Regions from separate parts of the Mus musculus genome. Here regions 1, 2, 3, 4, 6 and 7 are each linked to region 5. A link is a loop called in an ENCODE intact Hi-C map of the cell type or tissue named here. Cell type or tissue: heart. All regions are shown on one strand. Region 1 holds the start of Gm52192 (a long non-coding RNA gene). Region 2 overlaps Ghr (growth hormone receptor). Region 3 has its middle 12 kb from the start of Gm52192. Region 4 overlaps Ghr (growth hormone receptor). Region 5 holds the start of Ghr (growth hormone receptor). Region 6 overlaps Ccdc152 (coiled-coil domain containing 152). Region 7 overlaps Ghr (growth hormone receptor).

Region 1 (4,000 bases), 370 kb before region 5:
CCTTAACTAATTGCTTCTAGAAATGTCTCCACTGACATACCCAGAGGAGTGCTTATTTCTAGACACTTCTCAATCCAATCAAGTTGACAATTGAGATTGACCATTGTACTTACAAAGGGAAATACAGGGAGGGTAATCCCTCACAAGTCCTTGTGCCTCTCAACTTTGGCTACACATTAGAATCACCCAGGGGAGCTTGATCACAGCCAAGGGCCACCAGACATCCAGGTGACACTAGTGTGAGCCAACACCGAGAAGCCTGCTGTAAAGAGGCTGTAAATCAAGAGTTCAGATTGTAGCAAGATCCCAACTGTTTTTTTTACATGTCTACCTAACCATCAGCATATTTGTCTGCATTTATTGTGTTCACTTTCTTTTTTTTTCTTTGTATATTTTTTATTATGTATTTTCCTCAATTACATTTCCAATGCTATCCCCAAAGTCCCCCATACCATCCCCCCCACTCCCCTACCCACCCATTCCCACTTTTTGGTCCTGGCGTTCCCCTGTATTGGGGCATATAAAGTTTGCATGTCCAATGGGCCTCTCTTTCCAGTGATGGCTTACTAGGCCATCTTTTGATACATACACAGCTAGAGTCAAGAGCTCCGGGGTACTGGTTAGTTCATAATGTTGTTGCACCTACAGGGTTGCAGATCTCTTTAGCTCCTTGGATACTTTCTCTAGCTCCTCCATTGGGGGCCCTGTGATCCATCCATAGCTGACTGTGAGCATCCACTTATGTGTTTGCTAGGCCCCGGCCTAGTCTCACAAGAGACAGCTATATCAGGGTCCTTTCAGCAAAGACTTGCTAGTGTATGCAATGGTGTCATCGTTTGGAGGCTAATTATGGGATGGATCCCTGGATATGGCAGTCTCTAGATGGTCCATCCTTTTGTCTCAGCTCCAAACTTTGTCTCTATAACTCCTTCCATGGGTGATTGTTTCCAATTCTAAGAAGGGGCAAAGTGTCCACACTTTGGTCTTCATTCTTCTTGAGTTTCATGTGTTTTACAAATTATCTCTTATATCTCCGGTATACTAAGTTTCTGGGCTAATATCCACTTATCAGTGAGTACATATCATTTGAGTTCTTTTGTGATTGTGTTACCTCACTCAGGATGATGCCCTCCAGGTCCAACCATTTGCCTAGGAATTTCATAAAACCATAGGTGTGTAGGTTCAATTCTGGGTCTTCAATTCTATTACATTGGTCTACTTGTCTGTCACTATACCAGTACCATGCAGATTGTATCACAATTGCTCTGTAGTAAAGCTTTAGGTCAGGCATGGTGATTCCACCAGAGGTTCTTTTATCCTTGAGAAGAGTTTTTGCTATCCTAGGTTTTTTGTTATTCCAGGTGAATTTGCAGATTGCCCTTTCTAATTCATTGAAGAATTGAGTTTGAATTTTGGTGGGGATTGCATTGAATCTGTAGATTGCTTTTGGCAAGATAGCCATTTTTACAATGTTGATCCTGCCCATCCATGAGCATGGGAGATCTTTCCATCTTCTGAGATCGTCTTTAATTTCTTTCTTCAGAGACTTGAAGTTCTTATCATACAGATCTTTCACTTCCTTAGTTAGAGTCACGCCAAGGTATTTTATATTATTTGTGACTATTGAGAAGGGTGTTGTTTCCCTAATTTCTTTCTAATCCTGTTTATCCTTTGTGTACAAAAAGGCCATTGACTTGTTTGAGTTAATTTTATATCCAGCTAGTTCACCGAAGCTGTTTATCAGGTTTAGGAGTTCTCTGGTGAAATTTTTAGGGTCACTTATATATACTATCATATCATCTGCAAAAAGTGATATTTTGACTTCATCTTTTCCAATTTGTATCCACTTGATCTCCTTTTGTTGTCGAATTGCTCTGGCTAGGACTTCAAGTACTATGTTGAAGAGGTAGGGAGAAAGTTTTTTTATGTGCCTATGAGATTGCTGGCAGTTGGAAGGAGTGAATTTGAATTTTTCTGAAGTGGTACAATCCCCGTTGCAACACTAGGTGTCGCTGTAGAAAGGATGAAAGTTGTAAGGAAGCTGAATTGTAGTCTATTCGAAGGATGTCTGAGGGAATGATTGCACACAGACTCCTTTTCTAGAAAACAATATTAGTTGCTGGTGAAAGCATTTGGTTTCTGAAAATAAATCCTTAGATGTAGCTTTCTGAAGATTTCCTTGCCAGTATAACTCTTGGTATTAAGATACATCAGAATTAGACATAATTCAAGTGTTCTCTAAGAGAGAAATGATTATATTATATTATATTATATTATATTATATTATATATATTCAGTTAATTGATTTTCATGTAGATACAGGGAAGTTTGAAAAAGGCTGTTATGAACATTTAGTTTAAATATATCAATATATACAATCATATAATTGTCTAACAAACAAAAACCAACACAAAACTATTCAAGGAAAAGAAAACAAAAGACTGTGAATTGAATGCTGGGAACAGGATTTTCCAGGTTGTGGATGCCTTTTATTTTGTATATGATACTTTGATAATTGAAACTATTCCTGCAAACAAGTCCTAAGTCTCTCTCTCTGTCTCTGTCTCTGTCTCTGTCTCTGTCTCTCTCTCTCTCTCTCTCTCTCTCACACACACACACACACACACACACACACACAATCTTGTTTGTTTGTTTGTTTGTTCTTCTTGAGATGCCCTTAATACACGTTGGACCATTTCCATCTCCTGTTATTGTTTTCCCGTTTCAGAAACCTGGAAAGAGGCAGTATGTTCACACAGCATGATGTCAGTATGATAGGTTTACAGTTGTGTCTATGGTTCGATAAAATTTATTTTGATGCTTGTATTTTGTTCAAATTCTACTTTGTGGTTTATAAATGGGCAGATTGTGTTGTGTGTTTAGCTCTGTGGCAGGGTCGATAATTTCTGCCCATGAGTACAGATATAATTGATCTTGGGAAAATATAATAATAATAATAATAATAATAATAATATCTCTTGGGTCGATGAGATGACTTGGCAGGTAAAAGGAGCTTGCCTTGGCAAGTATGATGACCTAAGAACTTGATCCCTGAAATCTGCAGAAAAGTGGAAGGAGAGAACCAACTCCTGAAAGTTGTCCTCTGATCTTCATGTGAGCTCTGTGGCTCGCATACACCCCCCACCCACATCAGACACCTTCCCACAAAAGTAATGAGTATGGAAACAGTCTTGCTGCTGACTAAGCACTAAGCAGACCGTGATATCCATCTCTTAGGCAATCTCTTAAGAGAAAGATTATCTCATCTTTTAAACTCGTTAATCAGGTACAACAGGTAACCACTTTTAATTTTTTTTTTTTTTTTTTGGTGTAAACAATAACTAGACAGTTCCAGAGAGAGGGTTTTTTGGTAACAGCATCTGCTCAAAGATCTCATCTTAGACTCTCCAGGTAATAGGCTGCTTATCTCTGTGTGGTAATTGGGCTCATGCAGTGGAAAAACAAACATCTCATGCCATGCCTATGTGACAGATGGGGCTTTTGTACTTTGGAACTGAGGCATCTACCAAAGTCAGGCTCCCAGGTCCCAGGAAACAGAAAGGATGGCGTTGCCTCCCTTGATGTTTAGCATGTAGAGAGGCTGTAGGGTCTGGAAAAGAATATTTATTCCTGTGTCTTAAAGTTGGTTTAGCTTTTTAAACAGGGTGGGTGAGATGACCCAGTGCAGAAAGGTGCTTGCTGCTAAGTCTGAATTTGATCCTAGAACACACATGGTGTAAGTGAAAAACCAACTAACTGGCAGGGTGTCCTCAGATCTCCAGATCTACAAAAGTAAGTACCAAACATTTAACCGAGCTTGTACACATTGCAAAGACACAGAAATAACATCAAGGTCACACTTTCTAATCAGTGCTCCAGGAAAGGAAAGGAGTGATAGCTCCTCTTTTACCAGAAGCAGCACTGAGAATTTAGGCCTCTTAACCCCAAATTTGTCTTTTCATTGCCAGTGGCCTTAGCAGGCTCTACTTAGAATGTTCTG
Region 2 (4,000 bases), 230 kb before region 5:
CTCTTTGCATGATGGCCATGTCTCTCCACATTCCTAGAATTTACATCTTGGGCAACAGAATCACATTTGATGACAATAGCTTCTGAATGTAAATGTATCACAGAATTATAAAACTATTCTGATTACTTTTAACTTGAGTAATTGAAAAAATATTTTTTGTGTAAAGTACATGCATGCTATTTGTGTGTGTGTGTGTGTGTGTGTGTGTGTGTTGTAGGTATGAACATTTTATGGTATATGTGTATGGAAATCAGAGGACATGCTTCATTATTGGGTCTCACCTTCTTCCTTGTTTGAGACACATTTCTTTGTTCTTCATAATTGCCTATACCAAAAGAGATGATCCATGAGCTCTGGAGTATTGGAGATACATGCTGTTGCACCATGGGTTCTGGAAGTCTGAATTGAGTTCTCACACTTGCATGGCAAGTGTTTTGTCAACTGAGTCATCTCTTCAGTCTTCCCCCATCCCCTGACTTTGGATATAAGCAGAACATTTACTTAAGCATTGTGTAAAAGTATTCTAGAAGAGATTAGGTTCCTACTGTATGCCATACTCCTAGCATGTGCTTTGTTATTTCATACACACACTTCTGTGTATAAAATGTTGTGTGTTAGTGTTGTGATCCTCACTTATAGCTAACGGGATGCTTCTGAGAGGTCAGATAATTTCTTGACAAAACACAGATGCAGTAAATGGTAAAGCTGGAACATGAAACCACAATTTTCTCACTTCAAAGTTCTTCTCCCCATATGGTATGCTGTAGGATTTTTCATTCTTGGCATTAAGTTCAAAGAGTTATAAGCATCTATGAGCTGCTAGATAGCTGTAGAGACCAAGGCTAGAGACTAAGTGCTGTGGACACAATCTGAAAACACCTTATTTTTAACCTTTTACTCCATGTATGTAAGATAAATGGGAAAACATCATAATTATGAGAAACATATGCAATGCCTTCAGGATGTGCTAGATTTTTTTTTTCACAGAAATGAGAAACTGAAGATGTCCCAGACTGAAAAAAACCCGTCTGACTGATGGAGAAAATAAGACTCATAAGAACCCCAAATGAAACATTGTAACATATACTGAAAACACTATGTAGTGTTGTTTAAATAAAGGGGATGCAACATTCTAAGCTAGCTTGGGAAATAGGTTATTTACAGGAGCTCACTTCTAAATTTCCTTAAGAGGTCAGGAGGCTGGAGATATATATATGATTAGCCTATATATTGGTGGACAACAGTCCAGGGACAGCTCTCAAGAATAAAATCACTGCCTGCCATTTGGTCCTTCCTATTCAAGTCAGGAGCTCTGCTCACTTCTATCTATAACCAGAGGTCAGATATTCTCATAGAAATGACATTCATACAAGCACAGAGCTGTCTTCTGGGACATGGCTTTGGCTTATTTAGAGTCATAGATTCTTAGAGCTTGAAGCTAGCCAGACTTGCCATCCCATTTTACCACAAGCAGAAAAAGATGCTGTCTAAAGAGGGACCGAACTTCCAATGATCCTGTGGTTGGTAAAGAGTGAGAGTGTGTTCTACTGCCTCTATGAAGTAAAAATCATGGTTTCTGTTGTTTTGTGCTTACTATGTACCCAAGAGTTGCAAAGCCTAATTAATATCCAAGGGTACCATTTTCAGGGCTTGGCTTGCTCCTGAGCCCCTAGACTGTATGACAGAAAATTATGATGATTTTTAGGTCACAGCAATAAAGTGGAAGCTTATGAGAAATCAAAATGAAGAGTCATTCTGAATAGTAAGTTATGTTCCAGCATCCAATGAATTAAAATTTCACATGTCAAAAAAAAAAAAAAAATCACATGTCACTACATTTCAATACACTAGGTGGCAGCAAATAGGTATTTAGGTACACCGTCAATAGATAGGCAGACTGGAAACAAAATGAAACTAAGTCTTTGGGTTTAATGAAAGGGGATTAATTTCTTGATGCTCTCAAACATGTACGCCAAAGCCAGAGCTTTCTCATAAGCTTTCTTTACCAAGGTTGCCCTTACAAACTATTAGTGGTGGACAACTACAGCTTGGAGAGCTTGGAGCTGTTCAGGTTGCTGCTTTCTGGGGAGGCGTGGCAATAGGCTATATATTTCAAGAATGGAGAGTAACAGTCAGGGAGAGGGAATGGGCAGGTTTAAGGGAGCATGTTGCAGGATATGCTCCAGAATCAAAGGGCTGAAAAAGAGATGTTAGCAGGCTGGTGGGGAATCCTGGCAACAGAGATATTTGTTAAATTAAGTAAAATTAGTATCTACACGTTCAGCCATAGGGACCCAAAAGATTATCTAGTGTCGCAGTTGGTTATGTCAGGTGATCCATTAAGGGATAGAAAGAAATTAAGAGGGATTTCTAATACTGCGTATCAGATTCATACAGAGTCACTAAGCCCATGTACATGAGTCACATGCTATGGGAGGAACTTCACACAAAGAGTGGAAGGGTCATGATTCAGAGTGCCTGTTCATAAATTAATCCCTCATCTCTTGGCATTGCAGAAGTTTTTCAGGCTCTTCTTGGCTGATTTAAAGGGTATATGGACTGAAAAGATGTAGCTCAGCTATAACTGTCTTGTAACAAAGAAGTGGCTTAAAAGATTCATATAAAGAAATTTCAAATCAAAGATGAGCTGATAATGTTGTCTTACTGATCAGAATGCAGCCGATGGCATGCTCTTCATAGCCTTAGAACAAGCTCTCAGTTGCTCCAAGCAAATCCAATGGACGGTAGCCTCCAAATCAGAAAAGGCTCTGAAGACTACTCAAACAGAGATTAACTTCTATTCTTATTATGGATGGACTTCTAATTTGATGTGTACTGCAACACCTTTAAAATAACATGTTGATAAACAAGATATAGACTCTGCCTTCAAATTCCTGTTTTATAAACCACTAAATGAGAATTATCTCTCCCTAAATAAGTAAACTTGTTTAAAGTATATCTCAAGAAGCATTCTGCTCTAATAAATATTAAACACCTTTCAGAATATCATTTGATTCAGCTATATATAAAATTTAAATATGTATATATACATATGCATATAGATTATAGTGATATGTGTTGAATTCAGGGCCTGAGTAGAAGCTAAGAAAGCTCTCTACCACTGAGGTATATCCAATCCTATGAATTTATTTTTGTGTATAGCCTATGATAAACAAAATAGAGTACTATGTATGTGTAAGGAATTTTTAAGCATGTGAACATGCAAACTGGCTATATGACTATGATACTAATGGGCTATAGGATCCAGATTTTTATGACTTGAGACAGCTTAACATATTTATAAATAAATAAGTAAAATGAAGCAAGAGACCTAGACTCTCGGTCTTCTGAATTAGTCCACTTTCCATTACCATTAAGAACTATCTGATGCTGAGGAACTTATAAAGAAAAGACATTTATTTATTTATTTTGCAGTTCTGAGACTCAAGATCAAGCGTTTTGGCTTCAGTTCATCTCTGGTGAGGGGCAATGGAAGGTTGGGAGTGTGGTGAGAAAGATCTCATGGTGACATAGGACGTCAGAGGGACTAAGTAGTTTGTGTCACATGTTTTTAAAGAATATCTTTCTTGTGAATGAATTGTGATTTGCTAAGAACTATATTAATCTCTTCCAAAGCTAAGGTTCCCAATAATCTAAGAACCATTTTCTAAACACAGCCTCTTAAAGTCCCACCACCTCATAATACTGCCACACTGGGACCAAGTTTCTGACATGAATATTTTTGGAGACACACCATATAGAAACAATAGCATCTCTACAGAAAATAAACTGTCAGTTTGTTATTTAAACACTTCCATTTTATTCTCTTTGGCTTCCATATTTCCCCTGATGTTGCCAGCTATACACTTTTGTGCAAAGGTCCAAGATAGAGAGTTGAGATTTTTATTCCATTTTAATGCTCCAGATGCCTTCCTCCCTAAAGACTTCTCTGTTGGAAGCAGAGTTGCAGGAACATTTAAAAGGGAGTCACTTGCCAATC
Region 3 (4,000 bases), 360 kb before region 5:
CTTGGGAGGCAGAAGCAAGCATATCTCTATGAGTTTGAGGCCAGCCTGGTCAATAAAGAGAGTGTCAGGACAATCAGAGCTATACACAGAAACCCTGCCTTGAAAAAAAAAAATAAAAGGAATGCAAGACCAAGGAGGGGAAGATTTGGAAGGTGGTGCAAGAACAAGAAACAGGACATCTGTCAGCTCAGTGTACTTTTCCTCATAGTACACATGTGCCGCCTTCATGACTTCTAAGCATCATTATCTCCCAAGAAGTCCCCCTTCCAAATAGTACCAATGTATGAAGTTGGGGACTATGTGGCTCCACTACATGAACTTGTGAGGACACAGATGAAACATTGCCCACACTAACATCTCTGGCAGCTCAGCATATGCGCAGTCTATAGCATGTCACATGCACCGGTCTTCCTAGAGATGGAAACTAAAGAAACAGTGAACCTCTGAGTAGTCAATTCATCTTGCTTTGTGCTCAACAGCAAGAACAAGGTGGTCTGGAAGCACATGCCTGCAGAGTGCTCTCTCATTTTGATATCTAATGTTTTCAAATGTGGGTTATCCTTTAAAACAAAACAAAACAAAACAAAACAAAACAAAACAAAACACGGGTCAACCTGTTCTCTCTCCTCATCTCTTCCTTTTAATTGAAAGAGTGAAATGTAAAACTTTTGCTAGAACGGGCACCCCAAGTTTTAAATAGTTGCCTTTAGGTCCTTAAAGGAGAGAGGTTGTTCACTCTCTTCCACACCTCTCTCCATGAAACACTCAAATGAGTGGATTTTATTTTTGTGTTTTGGATTAGTTAATTGCAACAACTCAAAACATGCATTGGGTATACATGTTGGCCAACCAAGTTGAAGCTGGGATTCCAAGAAAACCCTGTTCATGGAACAGAGATCATCCATAGCTTTTGTTTGGTCTGATAACTTGTGACTGGAAAATCTCTCGAATGCTGAAACCTGCTGACAACTTTTTAGGGATAACCTTTCTTTTTTTGCTGTTCTTTAGATGTCTCGTGGTCCTGTGGCTTGCCAAGTCATGAGGATCCTGTTTTCATCCGGAGGACAATGCCTTTTTGCACAGTGCTTATCATTTTCTGTGCTTATCTGTTTCTGTGCTCTCTCTTCTGACCACAAGTCCCCTGTTGAGGTAGAAGGTCAAAGTCTTGAAATGGAATTCAATAAAACATCCAAGAGGGTGCCCACTGCTTTCCTCTGGCCTCTGATAGCTCCCTTATAATCTTGAGTTTAGCTAGCCTTAGATTTATCTAGGTCATGAAGCTAACCAGAAGTCCCTTTTTCTGACTTCTGATACCTTTTGACTCTCTTCAGTGATTTGAAATTCAGTGGCTGGTTACAGCTTGATCAAGGATACAGGGAACCAGCATTAGGCATCTGCAGTGCTTGTGGCTCACACTAGCAATATTCTGTTCTGGGTGGAGATCTGGGAAGTTCAGTTAGACCAAGACTAATCCAGGAACTAAAGCTTGGATCTGGATTCAGGCTCTTAAAATCCAGTTTTAAAAGGTGGACATTGCAATACCAGCCACCTTTCTCTAGAAATTTTAGGTATCTTTCCAGCCTGAGTCTAGGTTTTTAAGTAGTGGCCTGAAGAGGGCTGTCTAACTTGAATAACTCTTTAGTCTGCTATGAGTTGGCTGTTACCAATCCATTTGCTTCTGAGAAAGTTGTTGCTCAGAGAGTTTAGGTCAGCTGCCCAAAGTTAATCATCTGGTAAAAAGCAGATTCAGTGTTTTTGATCAGTTTTCCCCACAGCTATTCCAAAGCTATTTACCATAACCATGCTTTATTAGCTAGGAATGAAAGCATATGTTGCCATCAGATGCATTGTATGGATGGGGTTTGCTAACAGAATATTTGTTTTAAGTAACCTGGAAGATGTGTTTATGAGTTCCTAATTCTAAGTGGGCTCTTTCACCAGCCATCTTGCATGTGCCCCAGCGTGGTAGGTCTTCACTAGCTTCAGGAGGGAACAATGCAATAAACTAAGCTGTAGTTTTCAGATTTTTTCCTCTGCCAGCCTGGCGTGTGTATTGTGTTTCCTTTCCTCTGTGGTGCCAGCAGAGGTAGGCTTCAGATTCCCCTGTTTTCTCTTTTATGGTTTGCATGTGGAATTACAGCCCATTAAAATGCCATTGCCCTTGCCTCTCTTGCTTTCTGAGACAGTGTTACTCACGAAGGCAGATTCAACCCTCCTGCCTCCATCTCCCAAGTATTTAAATTCTAGCACCCTTTCCTCATTAGGAAAGTACTAAAGAACCAATTTGTCTACCCGAGAGGTTCAAGAGCAGCTTTTATCTGCACTCTGGCTATGCAGCACCACATGACTGCCAGCTAATTTCTCTCTCCCCTTTAACAACAGGTTCTTGTTTGGGGTAATTAGCTCTAAGTGAGCATCTAATTGGTGAGGTTTCAGGATTTCCTCCTCTCTTGGTTACTTTCAACACCGTAGGCCAGTAGCTCAAGTCTCTTAGCTTTTAAATGTTATTAAAAAGTATTGGCTTATTGGTTATCTGATTGTGCTAGCTATTAGTCTAGAGTAGTGTGTCCTCCGAAGTTGTTTTTCCTGGTTTATGAGTCCTTGGAAGATTGAGATCCATGCTTATTAATTTCCTGTTTTCATCCCAGGGCCAGAATGTGATCTCAGAGTGGAGCTTCCTCTTCTGAGGTCCAGGATAGAGGAGGGGTGACTCCCGAGAGGAAACAGAAGCTTATGCCAAACTCAGGGAGTTGGTTCATCCTGTCTCACTGGGATGTGTGTGTGTGTGTGTGTGATTTTGAGTATAAGATCTTAAATACTTGGGAGCCTGTGGGAAGAGGGAGGTAGTAGGTAAGATTTAGTGCCAGGATGTGCTTTGGAAATCAGGGTTGGAGAGCCTGTAGGCCAGACCTAGTGAAGGTGCACAGAGGCAGCCTGACCCAGCACACTGGCCTATCAGACATAGCACTTTATGTCTGGTGAGAGATTTTTACTTTCATTTTCTAAAAAGTTACTAACTCCAGGTTAGCTTTGATATTTTAATGAGTGGATGATTCTTCTTTTCTAAATCATTTCTGACATTTACATATTTATTTTGTTACAAGAGGGGACATAGTGTAAACATAAGCTAAGACATATTTAGTCCCATGACATCACTGATACCCAGCTCATGCCAGAACACGGGACATGCAGGAACTTGATCAAGACTTCCATATTAAGTTTCTTCCAAAGCAAGAGTGAGAGAGAACAACTGCTCTGTCTCTGTTATAAGGGTGTGGTGAGGGTTAAAATGGCTTCATCCATGCTTTCCAATGCTTATCAAGAGTCTGCTCTGTGTCTCCTGTGTTGTAGGCAGTGAGTTTCTCAGCGGGCAAGACCAACAAGGACCATGCCAGCAAGGCACTTACATTGCAATGTGTTTTCTCAGTTATAGCCTTCCCTGGAAGTCCAATAGGGAAAACAAACAGAAAGGATGAGAACAGGGGCTAAAGTTCTGCTTGCTTATCCCAACTAAGCTTCCCAATGGACTTTGGAAGGTCTGCTTGAAACTCGAATCAAGAGATATCTTCGCACTCGTGACGGCCATAAGCTGAGAACCTGAGTCACTCCCAGGTTTGCAAGTTCTCCTTGTGCTAGCTGCTGCTGTTGATGCTGCTCCGGCAGCCATTCCTGGCTGTGGCAGCTGTGGTGAGGGTTGGACTCTAGCTTGCAGCTGCCCCTATGTCTGAAGCTTTGTCTTGGGCTCCTGAAACCTCCCTGTTTAAAGGTGGTATGGGATACTTTTTTTCCTTGATTTAAGGTGGAACAGCTCAAAGTGACCTTGGAGTCAACATGAGGCTAAGCTTTGGCTGGACTCATGGTTACCTGGCTGATCTGCCTGCTTTTCCTGTTGTCATGACTCCATACGGGTTTCCCCGGTGGACATTCCCTGGACCATTCTGTCTTATCATTTGTTCCATAAATTCATAAATAACCCAGAGTCAAGAAATGTCTGGATAAT
Region 4 (4,000 bases), 74 kb before region 5:
TGTTCAAGGTAGGCCTAGTGGGGCACACAGTCTACATCTGCTGCCTTTACATCAGGATGTAGAACTCTTAGCACCTTTCCGGCACCGTGTCTGCCTGTACACTGCCATGTTTCCTGCCATGATGATAATGGACTAAACCTCTGAATCTGTATGCCAGTCCTAATTAAATGCTTCCCTTTATAAGAGTTGCTATGGTTACAGTATCTCTTCCCAGCAATAAATCCCTAACTAAGACAAGTGTTAGCCATTCCCCTATGCCAGGAGCAGGGTTCATGTACAGCATTTATTTTTGCTAAGGTTTTTGTTGCCTTAGCAGGTCAGGGGTAACTGATATTCTTGCTGTTTCTAGCTCCTTACCTTCCCAAAGTGACCACGGGGTGAATTACAACAAATTCCCAGGAGTAAAAAAACCTCAAAACCTACTTTCTCTCATATATTCTATATGCTTAGAATTGTTTAGCAAAACTTGACTCTCAGAGATAAACCAAAGAGTGAAAATTAGCCTTTCACATTATTTTGCAATTGTGTAACATTTGCTGAGTGTTAGAACTGTACGCTGCACATACTCTGAATGGTTTTCTCTTGTGTGACTGTTTGATTTCATCCTCATAAGAACACGACAAGGTAGGTTCAAGTGTGCAATTATCTGGATACAAACAGATGTGAGGCAGAGAATTCAGAGAGTTCTGATTTAAAGCCAGTTGACTTTACCCCCAGAACTTTGCTTGAACCACTACAACAGAGGCAGGAACATGTTAGGCTGCAGGCTGTGGGCTGCGTTATCCACAGCTAGGTTTTGTTTGGCTCAAGAGCCAGCAGTTCTTTGTGGGGCGGGGCATTTGCACCTGGGCAGCTTGCATGGTCTCTGCTAGAAGGGAGCACAGTGCTGCCTTTCCTTTCACTTGCTCAGCTCTGGAGTTTGCATGAAGACAGGGACGTTCTCTTCTAATTTGGACAAGGTTGGGGGGCAGATGAGCTAGTGACATGCATGGTTGCTAACAGTAATGAAACAAATTTCATGGCTTATTCACACGAAATTACAAATGTCTGGCTTCCATGAAAGGGGCACAAAAGGATGAATTAAGACCAAGGCTCCAGGTAATGCGGTTTCTGGTTTCTCTAGGAGGGGCTCAATCCACACATTCCTGGGAAATGCCAGGCAAGCTGTTTTTTGTTTTGTTTTGTTTTGTCTTGTTTTCCCCAAGCTGTGACCTCTGTATAGCACATTCTGGTATTTCCTTTTAAAACCCACTCTTCTCTCCTTCTTATAAATAGTCCACTCATGATGCCACAACTCAGTTCCTCCCTTATGCAAATGAACAGAAAATGTGTAACTTCCCTGAGCTGACTGACTCCCTCAGGTGACCAACAGGGTGGATTCTGTTTTCCTGTGCAAGCTGTTTTGTAGGACACACTGTTCTCTTGTTCCATGCCTGGCAGAGAAAAGAAGAAGGAAAAGGAGAAGGAGAAGGAGAAGGAGAAGGAGAAGGAGAAGGAGAAGGAGAAGGAGAAGGAGAAGGAGAAGGAGAAGAAGGAGAAGGAGAAGGAGAAGGAGAAGGAGAAGGAGAAAAAAAAAAACCACACACATAACTTTGCTCTTGGTGTCTACTGTCTGATAGCTGCTTTGCTTAGAGCACTTCCCTATCTACAGGAAAACTGTGTGCATAGCCATTTGCATGTTAAAGGCATCTGTGTTTGTTGTTGTTGCTTTTGATGGCAAAACAACCATTGCTCAGGCTTGTAGCTTGTGGGCCACTGGCAGAGAAAAGATTTTACTGAGTGAAAGGCCCTCATCTGGTGAGTGCCAGACACTTTCCTTCCCAGCTTGAGCTTCAGCACATGGCCCTTTGTCTCTGCCAAGCCAGTGGGATCCAGTCATTCCACATAGCCTGCCTGTGTCCTAACCACAGGGACGGCTGCCCTGGCCTGCAGAGACACCTGATACACAGTGAGGACACTGACAGCATCATCGCCTGGCCTCAAATCTGGCTAAGGATACACTTAGCCATTGCATTCCTCTCTGGAGCTTCCTTTATTTGACTTAGAGACGGAGGGAAATCGTTTCACCTTTTGGATCTCTGCTTCATGCCCAAGATGCAAATGAGAGCATTGGAACCTCTATTCTATCAAGTTCTTCTGAAGACTTTCAGTGTTTGGACCAGAATTTTGACCTTTGGTTTTTTAAAATAGACTTCTTTAGTGATAATTTTTTCCTACTTTTGTGTCTACAGAAAACATTTACACACACACACACACACACACACACACACACACATGACCAGCTTACTTCAAGAAATTTTCATGTCTCCTTAGAAAAAAGGAAATCCTAAGAGTTGATGAAGTATGTATGCATCAGCTGACATCACCAACCAAGAATCTAAGAAAGAAAGCAAACCTGGCTAGATTGTTATCTGTTTGTCTTTTCTCCTTACCCTGGCCCTCGTTACCTAAAAACGTGACACCTGGATCTCCTGTAGCTATTTTTTGAGCCTAAGGAATAGGTTAACATGATATGGATTATGTGGCAGAAAGCTCATGGCATTGTTGATGGAACTATACAACTTATAATGTGGAAATCTTAATTTGTTTTCTAAGTCTTGGTACCACAATGTATAACAATACTCCTCCTCCCACACAGGGTTTTTATGGGGATTATTTAAATAACACATGCTATGAAATTGCCTCTGAATGTTAGAAATCAGTCAGTCCAATCAACTAACATTATCTTTTTTTTTTTTTTTCTCATTTACCCTTCCATCCATAACTTCAACTCAAGAGGAAACTAACCCAGAGTTACTTGCTACTAGCTAACACTTTAAAACAGGTTTCTGTATAGAGAGAGGCTTTGGACTTGATGGTGGATACCACAGATCTGACCTTGAGTTAATAGGGTCTTAGGAACCTGAAAGAGATTTCCCTTCAACTTCAGCTGCAACTTAAGATAAGCAGGAGGTGGGGCCCTGTCAGGCTGCAGCAGAGAGAAAGCGTGGCCCTGCTGGCAAGGAAACAGAACAAGCTCTAAGGGAAAGTAAGCTCCAGAGCGTCCCCAATCTTCTTACAGTCTAAGATATTTGCCTTCCTGGGAAACACAGCAGAACAGAAAAGTAAAAGGGGTAAGCTCACTGTGTGCTGCCAGGCCCCAGAGGCACAGTCCAAGAGAAGGACCTGTCTCTCTTTCCTCATCGAAAAGCATGCATAATTGATTGATCTCTACGTACACAATCATTTGGGAGTGGATAACTCTTTTTAAAGAAAGTTATATTCTCCTACAATTTCTCTTTTCCCGTCAGTGGGTTTGTGTTTATTTACTTTTTAGACTAAACGACTCTGCTACCTAACTTCCCCTTAAAAGAGAGATTGGCAGAGTTGTCTGTCCAGTCAGATTGTAGGTATTCTCGGTTTTACTTTCCTTGGTGGCGGTCTACATTTCCTTTGCTCACTTGTATATGGAGTGAATAAGTAGCCACAGGTAGTATACCGGGGGAAGGCCTGTGTTCTTGTTAAATAGCCCCAAACTGGTGGCCCACAGCTTTGTAGTCCCTGCTTGCAAGGGACTGTGGGAAACAACACAAGAAATATTTGGTAATAGCTAACTTTTTCTCACCAAGAGTCCTTACCATAGAACAATCTAAACTATAGGATTTGCCTAAAACTTCACCAGTGCGAAAGGCATGGAAGAGAGAAGCGTTCTGACCAGAATGGACTCAGCACCAAGAACAGCCAGATTCAAGAGCTCCAAGGTTAATGTAGAATGTGATAAGCAAGGGAAAGCAGAAAGCGCGACTGGATTTAAGGCTTTTTTTTTCCCTTCAAGATAAACATACTCAAATAAAATAAAATACTCTGTGGACTAGAGCAAGAAGGTTCCTTTTAAGGACTTCAGCTGTTAGGGGTGGATGGAAACCACAGATAAGAATTTCAGCCTTTGACTGTAAGTGCAACAGGACAAGAAGCAGACGTAAAGTCTGGTTTATGGACCGGTAGATGAGCACAGTCTACT
Region 5 (4,000 bases):
AATCTGCTCTGGTCTCTCAAATTCTGTAACCACACATGCATACCTCTCCTAGACATTTAAATGCCCTCCCACTCAGCTTTCCTGAGAACTCCAGAAACCCCCATTTCCAGTCCTCAGACCTTCCAAGGCAAGTTAAGTTAGGTATTTTAAAGTCCAGGAAATTTATTCCTATTCAGGAACAGCTGTGTCTTCTCAACTCTCTGCCTTCCCACTACCTTTCTCTGTCAGGCCAAGACCTCCTGGAGATACAAACAGCAGGCAGCATCTCTATGGTTTCTTTCTCCCACTCAACACCCTGATTCAGGAAGCCAACACACCTCCCAATGCGCTCCCACACACGCGTGCAAACATACAGCACACATACATACTGCACACCTCTTCAGCACACACATCAGAGCTCACCACGGAAACCTGCACCCTGGTCCCAGCAGACGTACTCCCCGGTGCTATATATAAAGTCCTTGCCCAGAAATAGATTTCCCCACGCACCCACAAGCGGATAGTCCCATGTTACAACCACTGCTTGCAGCCAGCTCTCTCCCTCTCTCTCTCCAGACGTGACCCGACTCACCCGCTCAGCTCTCAAGACTCTGCAGTTCTATCAGAACTTTGAGCCTGGTTGATTTCATAACCACGAGTGTGTCCAGCGCCGGGACAGTTTGGCTTGCCACAATTTCCACTCACCCCAGTTCATGGAGGCTCTGGCGTCGGTGACTCTGACTCCAGCTCCTCTGCTTCCAGCTTGCAGCTGCAGCCTGCACAGACTGCGCAAAGGCAGAGCGCTGCGGGGGTCGCGTGCTTCACAACCCACCCTCCGGAGTCCCTCAGGCCATCACACCCAACCAGGAGCTCGCTTCAGACAGCAGCAGCAGCTTCCACAGTCCTTGCTCCAGGTTAGCAGGCTGATGGTGACAAACACACTCGCGAAACTTTTAAGACCAAGAAAACAGTCTTAGGAAGAAACCTCTCCTTGCATCTCACAACCTGGTTGGAGCAGGCTCCAGGCTGGGACAGTTCGCTTGCTGCCCCCCATTCCTTGTCGCCCACATCAACTTTCAGCTTCACTCAGCACCAAGAACAACTTACACACACACACACACACACAGGCGCGCGCGCGCACACACACACACACACACACACACACACACACACACACACTTCTCCAGGACACGGAGGATCGGGTTACACCAACCCATCAGCAGAAAACAACTTTTGAGAAGGGAATACAACCCACTCTAAACTCATCAAAATAAAATAAAATAAAATAAAATAAAATAAAATAAAATAAAATAAAATAAAATAAAATAAAATTATCGGGGCAAATACATAAAAGTGACCCCAATTTTTCACAAGCAGTTGGCATGCCCGGGTCTACTCCCAGGTCTCCTGGCACAATGTGAGGGAAATAAGAACTCCCCTCCAGTACCTCGGAGTTTCGCCTCGGGAGACAGAACGCGGGTTCGTGTCCGCTTGGGGGCTGCTGGAGCCGAGGCCTCAGGCCCGCGTGGACCCAGCCCGGGATCCCCGCGGCTGCCGGGGTTCAGTAACAGCCGTCGCCGCCACCGCCGCTGTAGCAGCCGCCTCTGCCAGTGCCGCCGCTCCCTAGACCGCCTCCTCTTCCCATGGCTGCGCCCTGCTTGGCAGCTCGTGGGTTGTCAGGCTTGGGGAGGAGGAAGGGGGCGGGGTGAAACGGGAAGGGAGGAGGGGAGGGGAGGGGAGAGGAAGAGAGGGGAGGGGTGGGAAAAGGCGGCTGGCGTTCGGCTCTGCGAGGGACCCGCCGCCGCCTCGGGGATCCAGGCTGCCTAGGGGAAGGGCAGCGGGAGCTGAGGGCAGCTAGCTCCGGGGCCGCTGCGGGGAGGCTGAACGCCGCCCCCGCTACTCAGTCCGCAGGGCTGGGATGAAGCTTTCTGGCGAGGAGTTGCGAGTTGGTGCGTGTCGCTCTCAATTGGGCGGCAGGGCTCCTCCTAGAGGAAAATATTGGTAGTTGCGGGAGACTTCCCTCCTCTCCACCCATCGGGTTCCCCCAAAGAAGGCAGTATCTAGAAGTCCTCAAGAACAGGCTGTAAGTTCAAAGAGAGCAGTGCACCTCCTGCAGGTACAGGAAGAAGTAGCCTTGGGAAGTGTGATGAGTCTACTAGGCTTTTTTTTTTTTCCATTTTTTTTATTTTTATTTTTTAAAATATTTTATTACATATTTTCCTCAATTACATTTCCAATGCTATCCCAAAAGTCCCCCATACCCTTCCCCCCCACTTCCCTACCCACCCATTCTCATTTTTTTTTTGGCCCTGGCGTTCCCCTGTATTGGGGCATATACAGTTTGCATGTCCAATGGGCCTCTCTTTCCAGTGATGGCCGACTAGGTCATCTTTTGATACATTTGCAGCTAGAGTCAAGAGCTCCGGGGTACTGGTTAGTTCATAATGTTGTTCCACCGACAGGGTTGTAGATCTCTTTAGCTCCTTGGATACTTTCTCTAGCTCCTCCATTGGGGGCCCTGTGATCCATCCAATAGCTGACTGTGAGCATCCACTTCTTGTAAGACTATGCCGGGGTGTACTAGGCTTTTATCTGTCTAGTTGGTTCCAATTTTCAAACTCCTGCTCACTGGGACATTAAAGACATTCCAATCCGAGAGGTTAAAATAAAAAAAGTGGAGACAAAGTAGGTAATTTACCAAGAATGCATGTTTGTTTGAAGAGAGCTATGTTAGTACGGAACACAGGTCTGCAGGGAAGGCACGAATAAGGTCCAGCCTGAGGTTTGTCCTTGTTTGTGACCTAGAGAAAGACACAGTTTGTCTATCAGACAACAGGCTCTTGCTACCTAGGTCCATTTTGTTGAAAAAAAAAAATTAACCAAGATGGGAGTTGTCAAAGCACTTCTTAAAGTCAGAGTGCTGTGTAAGTATTGTCACGAAGCACCAGACGGCTTCACCACTCTCTTCTCCAGGCATAGAGTACAAAGGTACAAAAGTCCAGCCCCGGGGCTGTCTAGCTGTCTTGTATCTGGTGGAGCAACTGGTCATGTGGTCTTTTTACTGTTTGCTTTGTTCTGACAGCTAGTTGTAAGCTCACTTATCTTTAACCTTCCTAACAGCCTCAGCTTTAAAAAGGACCCCCACCCCCTCTTTTCACTAGCTTTCAGACCCAGAGTCACAGTAAAACGTTTAAGCACTGCAAAAGAATAAAATAAGCAATTCCACACTAAGGTGATGGATGGGGTAGAAACGGAGAAACAGAGGACCAAACTCTTTGGAACTTCTGTTTTCAAAGTAACCGTGCAATTGGAAACATTCTCAGCATCTTTTCTCATGAGCCCAGCTGTGTCTCAGCTGTCTCTTATGCATCTAGCATACGGAAAGGGGAAGAGATTCTGGAGATGATATGGATCGTGACTCTGCCAGTCAGGCATTGGGGGTGGTCTGGTTACTGTCCTTGAACCAGTCCTGTGTCACAGGCAGGCTTTCTCTAAGACAATCTCCCTCAATCCCTTGCTTTCCATGTTAGGATGAAGCAGTAGGGGTGCTTACTGTCTCTGGAACTTTTAAAGGGAGAGTTGTTCAGATAGAGAAACCCGAAAAAGGAAACCATGAGGTCAGGCAAAACTCCTGTTGGGTGGTCTGTGCTTGCCAAGCTGGCTGAAAGGGCAGTACTGACAGGCATGGAGACCTGTCAGTCCTCACATGCTTATTCTACTCTCTCGGAGGTGACCTTCCTTGGATTCTGGTGCACCTTGGATTCTGACAGTGTCGACCGATCTCCTTCCGTCCCCTCTGTGCTCACTCCTCTTTCTCCTCTCTCCAAGCCCAAAGAAGCTTCATCAAGCTACCTAGTCTAGTTTCTTGATCTAGAACCTAGACTAGGAAGGACCAGATGGACTTGTGGAAAATTTTTCTACATTCTGATCATGCTCCAAGGCGGTTTCAAGGCCGTGCTTAAACAAAAGCCTGTCCTCATGTTGCTCTGGCTTCAACTGCAGCATCCACTCTGTTAGACAT
Region 6 (4,000 bases), 290 kb before region 5:
CTCTCTCTCTAATATTTTTATTGATTATGTTAGAATTTCACATCACTCACTCCATCATATTCATTTCCTAGTCCTCCCAAGTCCACTCCCCAACTTTATGACTTTCCAACACCAGAAGAGGAAGAGGAGGAGGAGAAAGAGAAGGAACACAACTCCAGTATGGTCAAACTCTCAGTGGCCAGTCCCTTAAAGAAAACAGTCCTTTCCCACCTGCACCACCACCAGAAGCCCTCAATTGTAACACATACACTACAGCATCCTTATTACAACTTTTAAGAGTGTTCTTTGATACTTTCCCTTCTTGTCTACCTCTTCTTCCAGGGGTGTTGGTAGTGGAAGTAGGGGTTCATACTGACACCTTCTATGTCCCTCTTTCTTAACTGTGAGTTTGCAGTCATCGATGCAACTGCCAAAGTAGCTTCCTTTAACCTTAAAGCCAGCCAGGAGCACCAACCACAGACATTTACATGGTCTCCAGTATCAGCATGTGCCACCAACCTCAGCATGGTCTTTAGTGATAGTATTATAGACCACAGGCATCAACATGGGCCTCTGTCCCAGCTTAGACTACAGACACCATCAGAGCCCTAAGTGGCATCACAGGCCAAGCACATCAATACGGCCTCCAGGACAACATGAATCAAGGACACCAACATGGCTTCAGGTGACAACAGACTACAGATATCAACACAGTCCCCTGATGCAGGACCATGAATATCAACATGACCTGAGGTGACTGCACAGGTTACTCACATCGACATGGCCCTGCTGCAGCACAGCCCACATATACCATGGACATCTGCATGATCCTTGGTGGTAACGGGTTTCTTTGTGTAGCTTTTCAGCCCTAGAACTTTCTCTGTAATGCAGGCTGGACTCAAACTCAGAGGTCTGCCTGCCTCTGCCATAGAATGCTGGGATTAAAGTAATGCACCACCCCCTCCCAGCAAGTTTACTCCTCCCTAAAGACTCTGGTTTGTGTCAACTTGATATAAAACTAGCCAGCACAAACAATAAGTACTTTATAATCAACCTTTATGTGAAATGAACCCCAACATTTCGTAATTACTTTTCTAAGGCACCGTACAGTAGAGATTTTCCCATGTGCCTTAGCAATGTTTTTCCTGGAAGCGACTCACATGTGGACATGTCTGGGAATCACAAAAAGTGTTTGCATGCAATGCTTCCAGGAATGCACACACTAAGAAGAGAGAGACAAGTCACAGTAAGGTTGTTCAAAGGTAGAGGGCCACAAAGGTGGAGGGCCACAGCTAGTGAGGAAATATAAGGTGAGGCTTTTGTTACTGCTGAGCAGTTATGTTCTCCTAGATTTGTAACTAAATCCTGGGCAAGAGGAGAGCTGTGAAAGGGTTAAAAACCCAAAACTGTGTTCCAAGACATCAGCTATCTTGGTGCCAGTGTCTTCAAAACAATGCAAAATATTTTCTTCAACCATGATTATTTTGCAAAAGTCCAAAGTCTCACGACTAGCACAAGGGACTACTGTTATGGTCTCTTACCCTTCCCTGCTCTCCTGTCTGTTCCCTCAACCACTCACGCAGCTCTCCGTCACCTTCTCTTCTCTTGTTGCTTTTACTTCCCACTATCAGAATGCTGGTTAAATTACATTTGCTTGGTAGGCATTAGCCGATAACCTGCTTCACATGTTTCTGTGTTAGATGATGTTATAGGAGAGATGTGTTCTGTCAGTACTTCTCTTTCTCGTAATGAACATCACTTATTTGAAGGAATCTAGCAATTAGTGAAATAAGGTAGGTGAAGTTTCCTCAGTAATTAGCAAATGAAATTCACCTTGAAGCTCTTTGCATACTAGTTTTTAAAAAGTATTTTAAAATTTTGAACACAAGATGGCAGGCTCACCACATTTTTCCCCACTAGAAATTAGGTAGCTAAGGAATTCATGAAATACAGTATCATTCAGTGATTTAAGCAAAAGCTTTTCATTATCTTTGCAAACTTAAATCTACATTATCCTTTTGTCCAGAATTTGTTATTCTGTCCTATTAAAAATTTCTCAATTATTAAGCTATTTTTAATAATTTAGTACACCAATATTGATTTTAGTGTAAATTTAGGATCTAGTATTAATTATCAGTTTGTTTATTAGTAATTATTTCATAGAGTAGTTTGAAATAATTAAATGCAATTAAAGCATCACTTCCAGTCTTGGACCTGAAATGTCTCCCAAAGGTTCATGGACTAAAAGTTTGGTTCTTAGCTCATGGAGCCACTGGGAGATTGTAGAAACTTTAAGAGACAGAATCTAACAAGAAGTTAGGTCTAAGAAGTGTCCCACAATGGGAATCTGTGGGACACTTACCTCATGATTAGAATTGGGGCTGTAGAAATGAGAAGTTTACAAATGTAAAGCATAGTTTTCATCGTATCATATGGTATGAAATCACATCATATCACATCACATCACATCACATCACATCGAAGGTGCATGGTGGTAGTACAGTATTAATTTTGATGTCATTGATCCTGTGGCTGAGGTAGAATTTACCCAGTTTGACACCATGTAATTTACATGTTCCACCTTGTTATGCTGTGAGCTTCCCTACAGAACAGGAATTACTTTATGAGTGTGCCTGGAGTCCTGCTCCACCTGTCTGAGGACAAATTATCTACATAAGCCAGTTGGATTCTGCCACACTGGAGAGCTGTTTCTTACTTTATTATTTACTTATGAAAGCAAATTAAGGCTATTTTGTTGATGAAATCACTACAGCTTTGGTCATCGAGAGCTCTTTCAGTTATTTTTGACAGTTCTATTATTATGGGTTTGTTTTTTCATTTCTTTCCCTTCTAAAAAATATTTTTGAGATGAGAAAGTCTCTCTCTCTGTATCTATAGTTGTATTAAAGTCACAATCCTCCTCCTTCAGTCTCCTGAGTGCGGGAATCCTGTAATGTCACACCATACCTGGCCTAATCCTACGTTAACCCGGTTCTTTTTATCAGAGAAAGGTATTAGAAGATAAGATCTAGGGACTGGATCATCCTACTAGGGCCTTTCAGAGACACAGCGAAGATTGTATATGCTCTTCACGGTCAGCTCTGAAAACATATATACATATTTTCTTATGACAACAATTAAAGAATAAAAGAGGCTAAGTATTTGAAAGCAAGCAAGCAGGGATATAGGGGAGGGCTTGGAGGAAGGAACGGGGAGGGGAAATGATATTATAATCAAAAAAGAAGTACCAAATAAAAAAGAAAGTATATGCATATAGTTTTTTTTAAATGTTTCCGCATTTTACTGCTTTCTTTGGGTGTGTGTATACACGTGTATGCATATGCATGACATGTGTAAGTCAGAGGATAGTTTTGGGTAATTGATACTGTTTTACTGTGGATCTGTATGTGGATTCTGTGGATCAAATTCAGGTCATCAGACTTGGCTGCAGGTGCCTTTACCCACCGAGCGACCGAGCCACTTCACAGCTTCAGTTATAACTCTTAAAACTGATGACTCATCAGTTTATGAGGGAGGAGCTCTAGTTTTGCCCCACGTGGTTTTATAGATCTGTACTAGGACTTCAAGTCGCCATTTCTTACATGGGTAGAACCTGATAGAAGACGTAACTTCCTTCAATCTGATTTTTTTTTTTAAACCTATGTTGGAGCTATACTATAGAGTGCTATGAGACAACACTCTGGAACATTCTATATGCACGTAAGGTAGGTTACAAACATGGGGTATAATGTCAGATACTGCAGTGAGCACCTTCCTTGATTATTATTTCTTTAGGCAGCAAAGAACTGACCTTCTTTCATCGAGGTTTCTTTTGTTTGCATTATTTTTAATAAGCTGTTAGTCTTTTCCAGCTGAATATCCAGAAGGTTGTTCTTTCCAGCAGTTTCTATCATTTTCTGTAGAAGAAATTGGGCATATGCTATCACAAAAATCAATGACACCATTTTGATTCTTCTGTTAAGAATATGAAGAGAAATGAGAACACAAACCATTTAACATC
Region 7 (4,000 bases), 140 kb before region 5:
TTTTAGTTGTGGTGGCATCTTAGCATTGTTGACAGACTGTTTATGAGTTAGAAAACTAAAGGAGAAAAATTGAGGAGGGGATAGAAGGAATCCTTGGAGCTGAGAGCCAGGAGGCAAGAAAAGCACCAGTGGGCAGGACAGCAGGAAAGCAGATTCATTAATTCTTGATTTATTAATTCTTCTGGAACCTCAACTGTTGCACAAAACACAGATCGTGTGGAGTAGGAAGGGCTTTTGCAGGCTTTGGATGAGTCTGGTCTGTAGATTCACACGTGTAAACTAACAGGGGTTTAACAGTTGCCCTGGAAGCCTGGAAATTTATTTACCTAGCAGATAACAAAGTTTAGAAGTAGCTGGGCGTGGTGGTGCACACCTTTAATCCCAGCACTTGGGAGGCAGAGGAAGGTGGATTTCTGAGTTCAAGGCCAGCCTGGTCTACAAAGTGAGTTCCAGGACAGCCAGGGCTATATAGAGAAACCCTGTCTTGAAAACAAACAAACAAACAAACAAAGAAAAAACCAAAGCTTAGAAGTGATGAGAAATCCAACTTCAAGATAGTTTTCTTTTCTTACTTTACCAGCCATGTAGGGAGACAGAGCCAATCCAAATTTGAAAAGAAATCCTTCAGTCTCCATTGAGAAGTGTCATGACAGAGGTACACCCCTCCCTGTAGTATAGTTAGAAAGTCGAGGAGCTTGGGGCTGGAGAGTCAGCTCAGCAGGTGAGAGCACTTGTTACATTTGCGGAGTACCTGGGTTCAGTTCCCAGCACCTACACTCTGACGCACAATCATCCGAAACTCCAGTTGCAAACCTGACACCCTCTTCTGACCTCCACTGACACCACACATGCATGCACTCACATACACGTGAACAGGCAAAAGATTTATAAAATAAAATCAATAAATCTAAAAGATATTAAGAAGAGGTTGAAGATGTTGTATGAGAGTATGCTACTAAGAATAATGCTGCATAGCTGTTATTCAAGAAAAATTGGCCAATAGAAACCTCACACTAGTGTGTGCCTTAAGGAAAATTACTAAAATAAGCTAACAAAAGAAGAATATGAAAAACCATCACACACTAAAAAGGGTAAGCTTAAAGTTGTTGGTGATCATATGTGATTTGGGGGTAGGAGAGGGGTAGGCATTTATATTGGTGCTCGAGTTAAGGTTCTGCTCTGCTGGTTATCAAATAAATAACTAGTTTTCCCCAAAGCTGGTAGAAGACAGCAGCTGCCTCATGAAATCTAGGATCAACTGCATCAGCTGTGTAGTTTTTACAATCTTTATCATCCATCCAAAGTTACCTACCTCAACTTAGCTCCTCTGCTAAGCAACTCTGGATCCGGCCCATTGGACTTGCAAACTTTATATGCCCCAGCACAGGGGAACGCCAGGGCCAAAAAGGGGGAGTGGGTGGGTAGGGGGTGGGGGGGTGGGTAGGGGGTGGGGGGGTGGGTAGGGGGTGGGTAGGGGGTGGGGGTATGGGTCTGGGGGACTTTTGGGATAGCATTGAAAATGTAAACGAGGAAAATACCTAATTTTAAAAAATGAGGACTGGGGTTTGTAGAGAGACAGGGTAATTGTTAAACACTAACAACATGAATGCTGAATGGTTTTGCCACAAATACAGTAAGTACCATTAAGTTGGATCGAACATCATTTCCCATAGAAGTTATTTTCATATTACTAAATAGAAGACCAGACAATGAGAACCTTAAAGAAATACAGGAGAGCCTTAATCTACCCAGGTTGCATTGCGGGACTAGCTGTTCCACTAGCTGTGTGATATTCCATGACCTTTAAAGGCTTTTTAATTTTACTGCTTCTTGGATGAGACAGGACCACCCCAGGATCTCAAAGGACCTAGGATGACATCACTTCACAATGATAATACCCAATCAATACCCTTTCACCTTGTTACTTGGTGCCTGGAAGGAAAGAAACCCTGCAACTTTTAAATTTTTCCAAAATCCAAATGATGAGGAGGTAGATGAAGAACTATTTTATTTTTTGAGAGAGTGGAATTTGGGATTTATGTTAGAAAAAGAGGAGGATGGTAGAGAGGAGGAAGAGGGAGAATAGAGAGTGTAATCTTGTGGTAGAAGCCTGAAAAGAAGCTCATGTATAGGTGCCAGTCTATTGTGTGCCAATGAAGTCTAAACAGCTTGAGGTGGTCCTGATAATTCCTGGCATAGTTATGGTCAGTGATATCCAGTGCGGGCATGTGGTGACCTGTGTGCATTAGTCAGTTCTTGGTTGGTTACTATTTTGCTACTTGTCAGCACTTCCACTAGAGGGCAGCAGGTGGAAAGGCGAGGATGTCAAAATGGATTAACATTGATTGGTATTTGATGACAGAGGCTGTCAAGGTTAAGTACTGAGGGAGACAAATCATAAATTAAGTGGGGAAGTGAGTCTCATAGCTAGTGGGTTTCCATCTCTAGTGAAGCCCTGGATGACTGAAGGAGCTCAGCACCAGGAGGAGGATGGAAAAAGCTTTTTATCAAAGGAGCCCTTTTGCTTGTGTTTGGAGTTTTTCATGTGTGCATGAGTGCATACACATGAACATGCACATACACACACACAAACCAGACAGACGGACACACACACACATCAGACACACAGGCACACACAGACATAGACATGTGCATACACAGATGCACACATTCATTCACACTGATACACGCAGATGGACACACACAGACACATACAGAAACAGAAACACACAAAGACACAAGACAGACAGACAGACACACACATACACACACACACACACACACACACACACACACACACACACACACACACTTGCAGACTACAGAGCATTTCTCTACTTTTTCATTATCTGTAGGTTTGGGGTTTGTGAATTAATAATTTCCAAAATACTACCCCTTTTTCTAAGATCAGCCAAGTTGGTCCTATAGGAACTCTGAGGTCTCTTCCCCAAGTTTAAACAGACTAACTTCATGAACACACTATATGTTTAAGAAATCTTTAAAATCTTCAAGCTTATCTCTTCTAATTCACTTTTAGAGAAAGGGTAGAGGCAACTGAACGTGCTACAGTGGTTTGCAATTTACAATTTTCAGAGTACTATGTCAGTCATGGCCCCTCAACTTTTTAATTCACACCACAAGCCTGTGGGTAGAAAGATTCTTCACCCTACTGATGGGTGAAGTTCCAGCAAAGTCACACTAGTGAGATCTTAAGTAATGACTTTGAACTTTTTATTGTCTGCCGTTCAGCACTCACTGCGGACTCAATTCTGCTGTAACCTAGAGTTTAGAACTAATCCTTTTGTCATATAAGATAGTGGAACTCCAAGAATCATGGCAACATTCAAGTTATGTACAAGTCAAGGTTTCACTGGTCAAGGGCCAAAATTGTGCTCCACAGTAGAGCACATGATTTCTAACACCGTTGTCTGAATGTGAAGCATACATCTCTACTCTTTCTCTTCAGAGTCATTCTGCAGTGAGACAAGTAGCCGGCATCTCTTATTTTGCAGTGTTTCGAGTTCTTCAAACAGATTCCACTGACTCTTGCTGTCAAAGACTAACCTCCACACAGGTAGAGACTGTGTTTTGGTCCTGCCTGTGCTGATAAGCACATTGAATCTTGGATAACTCATTGACATCTCTGAGTGTGTACTTCCCCTCCAACATAGATGTCTTGTCCTAAAGCTTCCTTCCAAAAACACTGAGATTCAGTCTTATGATTTTAAACTAGATTCTAACATCTAGCCCTCAGGGGATTGACATAAAATATTCAAGATCAGCTTCTGTATATAAGCCGATGAAGAGAAAAAGGACAGTCTTCTGTAGCATTCTACACCTAATCTAAAACACCACCTGATTTATTTATTTATTTATTTATTTATTTATTTATTTATTTATTTATTTATTTATTTGCAGGCTGTTGTCTTTCTCATCTGTCCTCCTACTTCACACCTTTCCAGGTTTCACTCAAGAAAGCTCCCTGACAAGGTTTTATTTT

What was found. A loop is a pair of places that touch in the nucleus more often than their neighbours do. Peaks named below come from ENCODE experiments on the same cell type or tissue, not always from the same donor. Only the 100,000 strongest peaks of a DNase experiment are listed, where the experiment ranks them.
Region 1: it touches region 5 in a loop (3-fold over the local background); 16 of 42 quality-filtered maps call a loop at or near these places.
Region 2: a loop joins it to region 5, with 9 times the contacts of the local background. A loop is called at or near these places in 19 of 42 quality-filtered maps.
Region 3: it touches region 5 in a loop (2.9-fold over the local background); 7 of 42 quality-filtered maps call a loop at or near these places.
Region 4: a loop joins it to region 5, with 5 times the contacts of the local background. A loop is called at or near these places in 6 of 42 quality-filtered maps.
Region 6: it touches region 5 in a loop (5-fold over the local background); 8 of 42 quality-filtered maps call a loop at or near these places.
Region 7: it touches region 5 in a loop (8-fold over the local background); 16 of 42 quality-filtered maps call a loop at or near these places.

The regions. Positions count from the first base shown.
Region 1 is chr15:3,211,898-3,215,897 of GRCm38, forward strand. Gm52192 (a long non-coding RNA gene) reads left to right here and starts at 3,548. Exons shown (of 3, transcript XR_003951557.1): 1 at 3,548-3,792. In heart, a CTCF peak has its summit at 2,006; no DNase peak of the experiment used is centred here.
Region 2 is chr15:3,354,589-3,358,588 of GRCm38, forward strand. All of the region lies in intron 3 of Ghr (growth hormone receptor), which reads right to left. All of the region lies in intron 4 of Gm41254 (a long non-coding RNA gene), which reads left to right. Among named protein-coding and RNA genes, the nearest start is that of Ccdc152, 53 kb to the left of the region's middle. In heart, a CTCF peak has its summit at 1,853 (motif pointing right); no DNase peak of the experiment used is centred here; H3K4me3 peaks cover 219 bases.
Region 3 is chr15:3,225,665-3,229,664 of GRCm38, forward strand. No RefSeq gene overlaps it. Among named protein-coding and RNA genes, the nearest start is that of Gm52192, 12 kb to the left of the region's middle. In heart, a CTCF peak has its summit at 1,605 (motif pointing right); a DNase peak (open chromatin) is centred at 2,727.
Region 4 is chr15:3,507,434-3,511,433 of GRCm38, forward strand. The region is part of intron 1 of Ghr (growth hormone receptor); the gene reads right to left. Among named protein-coding and RNA genes, the nearest start is that of Ghr, 74 kb to the right of the region's middle. In heart, a CTCF peak has its summit at 1,810; a DNase peak (open chromatin) is centred at 1,868; H3K27ac peaks cover 214 bases.
Region 5 is chr15:3,581,574-3,585,573 of GRCm38, forward strand. Ghr (growth hormone receptor) reads right to left here and starts at 1,779. Exons shown (of 11, transcript NM_010284.3): 1 at 1,427-1,779. RefSeq lists promoters at 1,515-2,988, 1,515-1,699 and a cis regulatory region at 1,835-1,969. In heart, a CTCF peak has its summit at 1,969; DNase peaks (open chromatin) are centred at 568, 1,648 and 1,868; H3K4me3 peaks cover 2,129 bases; H3K27ac peaks cover 3,064 bases.
Region 6 is chr15:3,294,311-3,298,310 of GRCm38, forward strand. It overlaps Ccdc152 (coiled-coil domain containing 152), which reads right to left. Exons shown (of 9, transcript NM_001166063.3): 3 at 3,791-3,896. Among named protein-coding and RNA genes, the nearest start is that of Gm41254, 2.4 kb to the right of the region's middle. In heart, a CTCF peak has its summit at 1,865 (motif pointing right); no DNase peak of the experiment used is centred here.
Region 7 is chr15:3,439,442-3,443,441 of GRCm38, forward strand. The region is part of intron 2 of Ghr (growth hormone receptor); the gene reads right to left. Among named protein-coding and RNA genes, the nearest start is that of Ccdc152, 140 kb to the left of the region's middle. In heart, a CTCF peak has its summit at 2,294 (motif pointing right); no DNase peak of the experiment used is centred here.